Linked DNA regions of Homo sapiens: region 2 is linked to region 1. Evidence: chromatin loops called from intact Hi-C (ENCODE). Cell type or tissue: Caco-2. All regions are shown on one strand. Each heading gives the region's core, and the rest is flanking DNA. Links, peaks and the distances in the headings are about the cores only. Region 1 has its middle 3.8 kb from the start of ENTPD8. Region 2 holds the start of ZMYND19 (zinc finger MYND-type containing 19).

The links. Peaks named below come from ENCODE experiments on the same cell type or tissue, not always from the same donor. Only the 100,000 strongest peaks of a DNase experiment are listed, where the experiment ranks them.
Region 2: a loop joins it to region 1, with 2.9 times the contacts of the local background. A loop is called at or near these places in 6 of 110 quality-filtered maps.

The regions. Positions count from the first base shown.
Region 1 is chr9:137,443,753-137,446,648 of GRCh38, forward strand. No RefSeq gene overlaps it. Among named protein-coding and RNA genes, the nearest start is that of ENTPD8, 3.8 kb to the left of the region's middle. In Caco-2, for the core only: a CTCF peak has its summit at 1,687 (motif pointing left); a DNase peak (open chromatin) is centred at 1,709.
Region 2 is chr9:137,589,104-137,591,999 of GRCh38, forward strand. ZMYND19 (zinc finger MYND-type containing 19) reads right to left here and starts at 1,409. Exons shown (of 6, transcript NM_138462.3): 1 at 1,110-1,409. The coding sequence starts at 1,160. LOC124902318 (a long non-coding RNA gene) reads right to left here. Exons shown (of 3, transcript XR_007061885.1): 3 at 1,936-2,005. RefSeq lists an enhancer at 495-544 and silencers at 815-864, 915-1,024, 1,305-1,694, 1,885-1,954. In Caco-2, for the core only: no CTCF peak of the experiment used is centred there; DNase peaks (open chromatin) are centred at 1,478 and 2,159; H3K4me3 peaks cover 2,343 bases.

The DNA of each region.
Region 1 (2,896 bases), core at 301-2,800:
CTAATGTAAGCATTTGTGCTATGAATTTCCCTCTTAAGCACTGTTTAGCTATCTCTCTCAATTTTTGATATGTTGTATTTTCATTTTATTCAGTTAAAACATATACATATATATAAATTTTTTTTTTTTGAGACGAAGTCTCACTCTGTTGCCCAGGCTGAAGTACAGTGGCACAACGTAGGCTCACGGCAACCTCTGCCTCCCAGGTTCAGGTGATTCTCCTGCCTCAGCCTCCCCAGTAGCTGGGATTACAGGCATGCGCCACCACACCCGGCTAATTTTTTTGTATTTTTAATAGAGACAGGGTTTCACCAGGTTGGCCAGGCTGGTCTCGAACTCCTGAACGCAGGTGATCCGCCCACCTCGGCCTCCCAAAATGCTGGGATTACAGGCGTGAGCCACCGGGCCCAGTGGCAGGATCATAGCTCACTGCAGCTGTGAACTCCCTGGCTCAAGCAATCCTCCCTCCTTAGCCTCCCAAGTAGCTGGGACCACAGGCATGCACCACTGTGCCCGGCTGATTTTTGTTTTTGTTTTTGTTTTTAGTAGAAACAGGGTTTCACCATGTTGCCCAAGCTTCTCTCAAACTTCTGTGCTCAAGTGATCCATCCGCCTCGGCCTCCCAATGTGCTAGGATGACAGGCGTGAGCCACTGGGCCCAGCCTTTGCTGAGACTTTCTCTTCTGACATTTTAAGTGCTCACGATGGCTCAGTTAGGCACCGCTATAATAGCTACTTTAAAGTCTTCAGGCCGGGCATGGTGGCTCACACCTGTCATCCCAGCACTTTGGGAGGCCAAGGCAGGAGGATCACTTGAGGCCAGGAGTTCAGGACCAGCCTGGTCATTCCAGAACCACCACTGGGGGGCATACGTGTGACTAGACCAGAGGGTGCCCCAAAATCTTGGAGAAAAACTGACCTTGGACCAATAGCCACTGAGGCTGAAACTAAAACAGCAATGTTCACCATAGGATAAAAGGAAGACTCCGAGTCTCATATTAAGTAAGATTCAAAACATTACAAACCAGGCCAGGCGTGGTGGCTCATGCCTGTCATCCCAGCACTTTGGGAGGCCAAGGCACGTGGATCACCTGAAGTCAGGAGTTCGAGACCAGCCTGGTCAACATGGTGAAACCCCTGTCTCTACTAAAAATACGAAAAATTAGCCAAGCGTGGTGGTGGGTGCCTGTAATCCCAGCTACTTGGGAGTCTGAAGCAGGAGAATTACTTGAACCCGGAAGGTGGAGGTTGCAGTCAGACGAGATTGTGCCACTGCACTCCAGCCTGGGCAACAGAAAGAGACTCTAAGAAAAAAAAAAAAATTACAAACCAGAATTCCTCCACACCCAAAGAACTGTGAGAATCCTGACCAGCAGGGAAGAGGCCATCAGCAGACACCAAGGTTGAGAAGGCGTTGAAATGACAGAAAGACTGACAAAATCTGTTTTTTAAAATTTTACTCATTTAAAAATTTTTTCTTGAGACAAGGTCTTGCTCTGTCACCCAGGATGGAGTGCAGTGGCGTAATCTTAACTCACTGTAGCCTTGAATTCTCGGGCTCAAGTGATCCTCCTGCCCCAGCGTCCCAAGCAGCTGACACCACAGGCACGCACCACCACCACACCCCATTAATTTTTTTTTTACTTTTTGTAGAGACAGATATTCGGGCGCCCCCAGTCTAGCCACACGTATGCCCCCCAGTGGTGGTTCTGGGAATGACCAAGGTTGGCTGCTGAAGTCAGTTGTCTGGGTGAGTCAGAGTGAGACACACAGACACACTCACAGGCACGCCTGAGGGTTGGGGGGCGTTGGGGGTGGTTTTTGGGTACTTCTCAGCTCCTGGGCTCCCCAGACCTCCCTTCCCAGCCCTCAGGCCAGAAAGCAGGGGTGACAGAGCGCACAGAGACGTGGGAGATTTGGCAGCGGGAGGGGAGCTGACCCGCCTGCCTGCAGGCACCAGGACAGGTGCAGGGAGCCATCGGGGCCATCTTGCCCCTTTCAGGGACAGGTTTTATGTTTGCTGTCTCCTGCCCCCACAGAGGCAATGCTAACAGCAAGGGTGTGACCGCCACAGCTCCCTCCACCATTCCGATCATGTCTACATTATTGATTCCTGCTCACGGGGGTTTTACCTTACAGACAGGAATCACACCTCTGCTTGCCCTTAGACACTCCTGCACCCTGGCGGGAGGTCTCCACACAGCCCCCAGACCACACCCCAGGTCTCAAGGGTGGCTGCTCTGCTGGGTGCACATCCGGCCACGGGGCCACCCGGGGGGCCACTTGGGGTTGTGTAGTGAGCGTGGAAGTGCAGACCTGGGGGTCTGCACTTGAGAGCAGGGCAGGCAGGTCGCTGGGGCAGGCGGGGGCCTCCCCCGTGCTGTTCCCAGCCTGCCAGGTAGTCACGAGAGTGCATCCAGGCAGGTGGCAGGAGACATTGCACATCGATGTGAAGCGTGACCCAGTCACTTGGAACAGCTGGACCTGTTGCATCTTCCTCCTTAGCAATAAGCCTCGTGAGCATCGGATCCTTCCAGAAAAGCCATTGTGCGATCGGGCCACACCCAGATTAGCGGGCACAGCACAGCGGGGCAGTAGACACCCTCAGAAAAGGTGCCAGGGGGCGGCTGGGGCTGGACGGGCTTGTGCACTCATCAGTCACACTACTTTTAAGAGCTGTTACCAGATTACCTTAAAAAAAAAAGCTGTAACAGGCTGAGGAGGCAGGAGGATTGCTCGAGGCCAGGAGTTTGAGACTAGCCTGGGCAACAGAGTGAGACCCTGTCTCTACAAAACATAAAAGAATTAGCCAGGCGTGGTGATGCCTGTAGTCCCAGCTACTCCGGAGGCTGAGCGGGTGGGAGAATCGCTTGAGCCCAGGAGGTCAAGACAGCGG
Region 2 (2,896 bases), core at 162-2,661, 150 kb after region 1:
TTGATTAGGGTGTGTTTATTAAGCTGAGCTACTCACTGATTACCCTTTTTAGCTTTTTGTCCATCTGAAATGTTCCAAAGAAAAGCTGTAAGGGATGACAATGCCATCATGGGTGGAGTTAGAAGGGGTCTCTGGTCTCCGACCTGACTGGAGAGCCCACCCTTCCCTGGTGGAAAAAAGCCTCCTCCCCAGCAGGCCCTGCCTATGCTCTTGCAGCAGGGGCAGGAAACAGGAACAGGTCCCAGAACGGGCCAGTCTCCCTCTTGGCAGTTTTTCTTCTGGGATCTGAACCTGTTTTACCTGACGCCGCCTGACACTGCCTCGGCTCCTCTCTCCCACCAAAAGCCGCAGCCGCTGGTGACGGGAACAGGGCTCCCATCCGGGTAAGGACCCTGGCTGGTGCAGCTGCACAGGTGGCTCCGAGAAACCGCCAAGCCTCAATGCCCACAGGTGCCATGGAATCCCCAGCCTCAAACGTGGAGCGTGGGGGCCAAGTAAGAAGAGAAGTCGAGGAAGGCCCTGAGTCTGCAGCATCAGGGCCCAGGCTTCTTCCTCTCTGCTCCGAGTCTGAGGCTCAGCCTAACGTGGCCAACCCCTGGCAGCGTTAAAACGAGCCTGAAGCCCTGCTGAGAACTGGGAGGCACAGAAGAGCCCACACCAGACCCGCCTCGGCGAGAGGTGTGGAAGTGGCGCTGCCTCGGAAAGGGCGCTGTGTTTAAACCGTGTGGCCGCACTGGCAGCCCGGACGCCGCGCTAGGCCCCGGATCGCCGACACCACTGGGAGGGCTCCGGGAGAACGCGGCTCGGGCTCGAGCCACGCATCTCCGCACCCGGCTCGGGACAGGGCCGTGGCCTCCACCTCCGGCAGGGCAGGGCCGAGGGTGGCCAGGTGCACCCCAGAGCCGAGGGGTGCGTGCCCGCCGGCCTGCGAGAGGAAGCTGCACCCGCGCGGGGCCAGCAGCCGGGCCCGCGCAGCGTCCCCCGCCCCGCTGGGGCCCATCCCGGGCTCCGCGCCCCCGCCCCGGCCGCCGCCCGCACAACCGCCCCCGGCCCCGCGCGGAGGCCTGGACGGGCGAGACGGGCCGGGTCGCGGGCTCCGCGCCGCTCACCTTCCCGGCCACCCGGCCGAGCCGCACGATACCCAATTTGAAGTCGGTCATGGCCGGGCCTGCGCTCTCGGCCGGCAGCGCCGCTCCCTCGGGAGGCGCCGAGCGGGGGCCGGGGCGAGGCCGCGGCGCGCCGGGACAGGACGGGACCGGAGCCGGGGTCGGGGTAGCAGCCAGGCGGGCTCCGGGCGGGACGAGGCTGGGCCGGGCTCGGGCCTCCGCCGCCGCCTCGCGCCCGCCGGACCTGCCACGCGCCGCCGCCGCCGCCGCCACCGCCACCGCGCGCACCACAGCGAGCGGAGCGGAGGGGCGGGGCGCAGCCCCGGACACACCCCCCGGCCCGCCGCCGCTCGGCCAATGGCTAGGCGCGCACGGCGCCGACCGGCGCGCGCCGCCCCGCAACAACCAATAGGAGGAGGGCGAGTGCGCCGGCGCTCTGGGGAGCGGGGCGAGCGCGGGGGAGGGGCGAGGCCGGGGGCGGTGCCTGCGCGCGCCGACGTCAGTTTCGCGGGAAGCTTTGTGCGGGCAGCGGCGCCGCGCCTAGAGGGGCAGTGCGGAGTGTGGCTGGGGACTCGCGCCGGGTCCGTGGAGCTCTGCGAGCTGGCTGCTTTTCGCCTCCCTTGCGGTAGCCTCCGTAAGCTGTTTCCCGCCGCCGTCCTGGCCCCGAGCGCGGAAGGAGGAGGTGGACGGAGCTCGTGCGGGGCCCTCTGGGCGGGCGGGGAGCGGGCGAGGCGGGCTAGGAAGAGGCCGTTGCCGCGGGACGCGGGTGTTTCTGGAGAGACAGCGGACGCCCGGCCCACGCGACCCGGAGGGCGCGGCCTCCCGCGCAGCCTTCTCCGAGCCGCCGGCTCTTCAGCCTCGGGGGCGGCTGACCTCCAGAGCAGCCTGGTCCAAGGCGTCTGGAAACGGAACTCCAGTGAGGCCCATTAGGCTCCGCGGGAAAGCCGAGACCCGCTCAGGGAGGGACTGGGTACGCCGTGGTGGGCAGCGTGGCTCCCCTGCAGCCTGGAGCGAACGGGGCTAGGTCCTGCGTCCTGCTCCGCCGGTGTCCAGTCGCCCGTGAGGAGGCCTCACCCTGCCTCAAGGGCGACTCCTGCACCTGAGGAGCTGCACAGGCTCCTTTCTGGCTTGCTGGGTTCCGTTTTCTTTTCTTGCTTTTTTTTTTTTTTTTTTTGAGTCAGAGTTTTGCTCTGTCACCCAGGCTAGAGTGCAGTGGCACGATCTCGGCTCACTGCAGCCTCTGCCTCTCGGGTTCAAGCGACTCTCCTGCCTCAGCCTCCCGAGTAGCTGGGACTACAGGCACGCGCCACCATGTCCGGCTAATTTTTGTATTTTTAGTAGAAGTGAGGTTTTTCCATATTGGCCAGGATGGTCTCGAACTCCCAACCTGAGGTGATCGGCCCACCTCGGCCTCCCAAAGTGCTGGGATTACAGGCATGAGCCACCGTGCCCCAGCCTGCAAAGGGTGTACATGAGTGAGCCCAGACGTTCCATCTCTGGGTCCCCTGGTACTTGCCAGTACCCCAGACACCCTAGAGGACTGAAGGGGCTGATGAGTCCTGGCCTGCCTGAGACACACATTGGGGTTCAGGCTGGGCCTTGCTCAAAACATGCCTGTCCGACCGCGCGCGGTGGCTCATGCCTGTAATCCTAGCACTTTGGGAGGCCGAGGCGGGCAGATCACGAGGTCAGGAGCTGGAGACCATCCTGGCTAACACGGTGAAACCCCACCTCTACTAAAAATACAAAAAAAAAAGCCGGGCGTGGTGGCGGGTGCCTGTAGTCCCAGC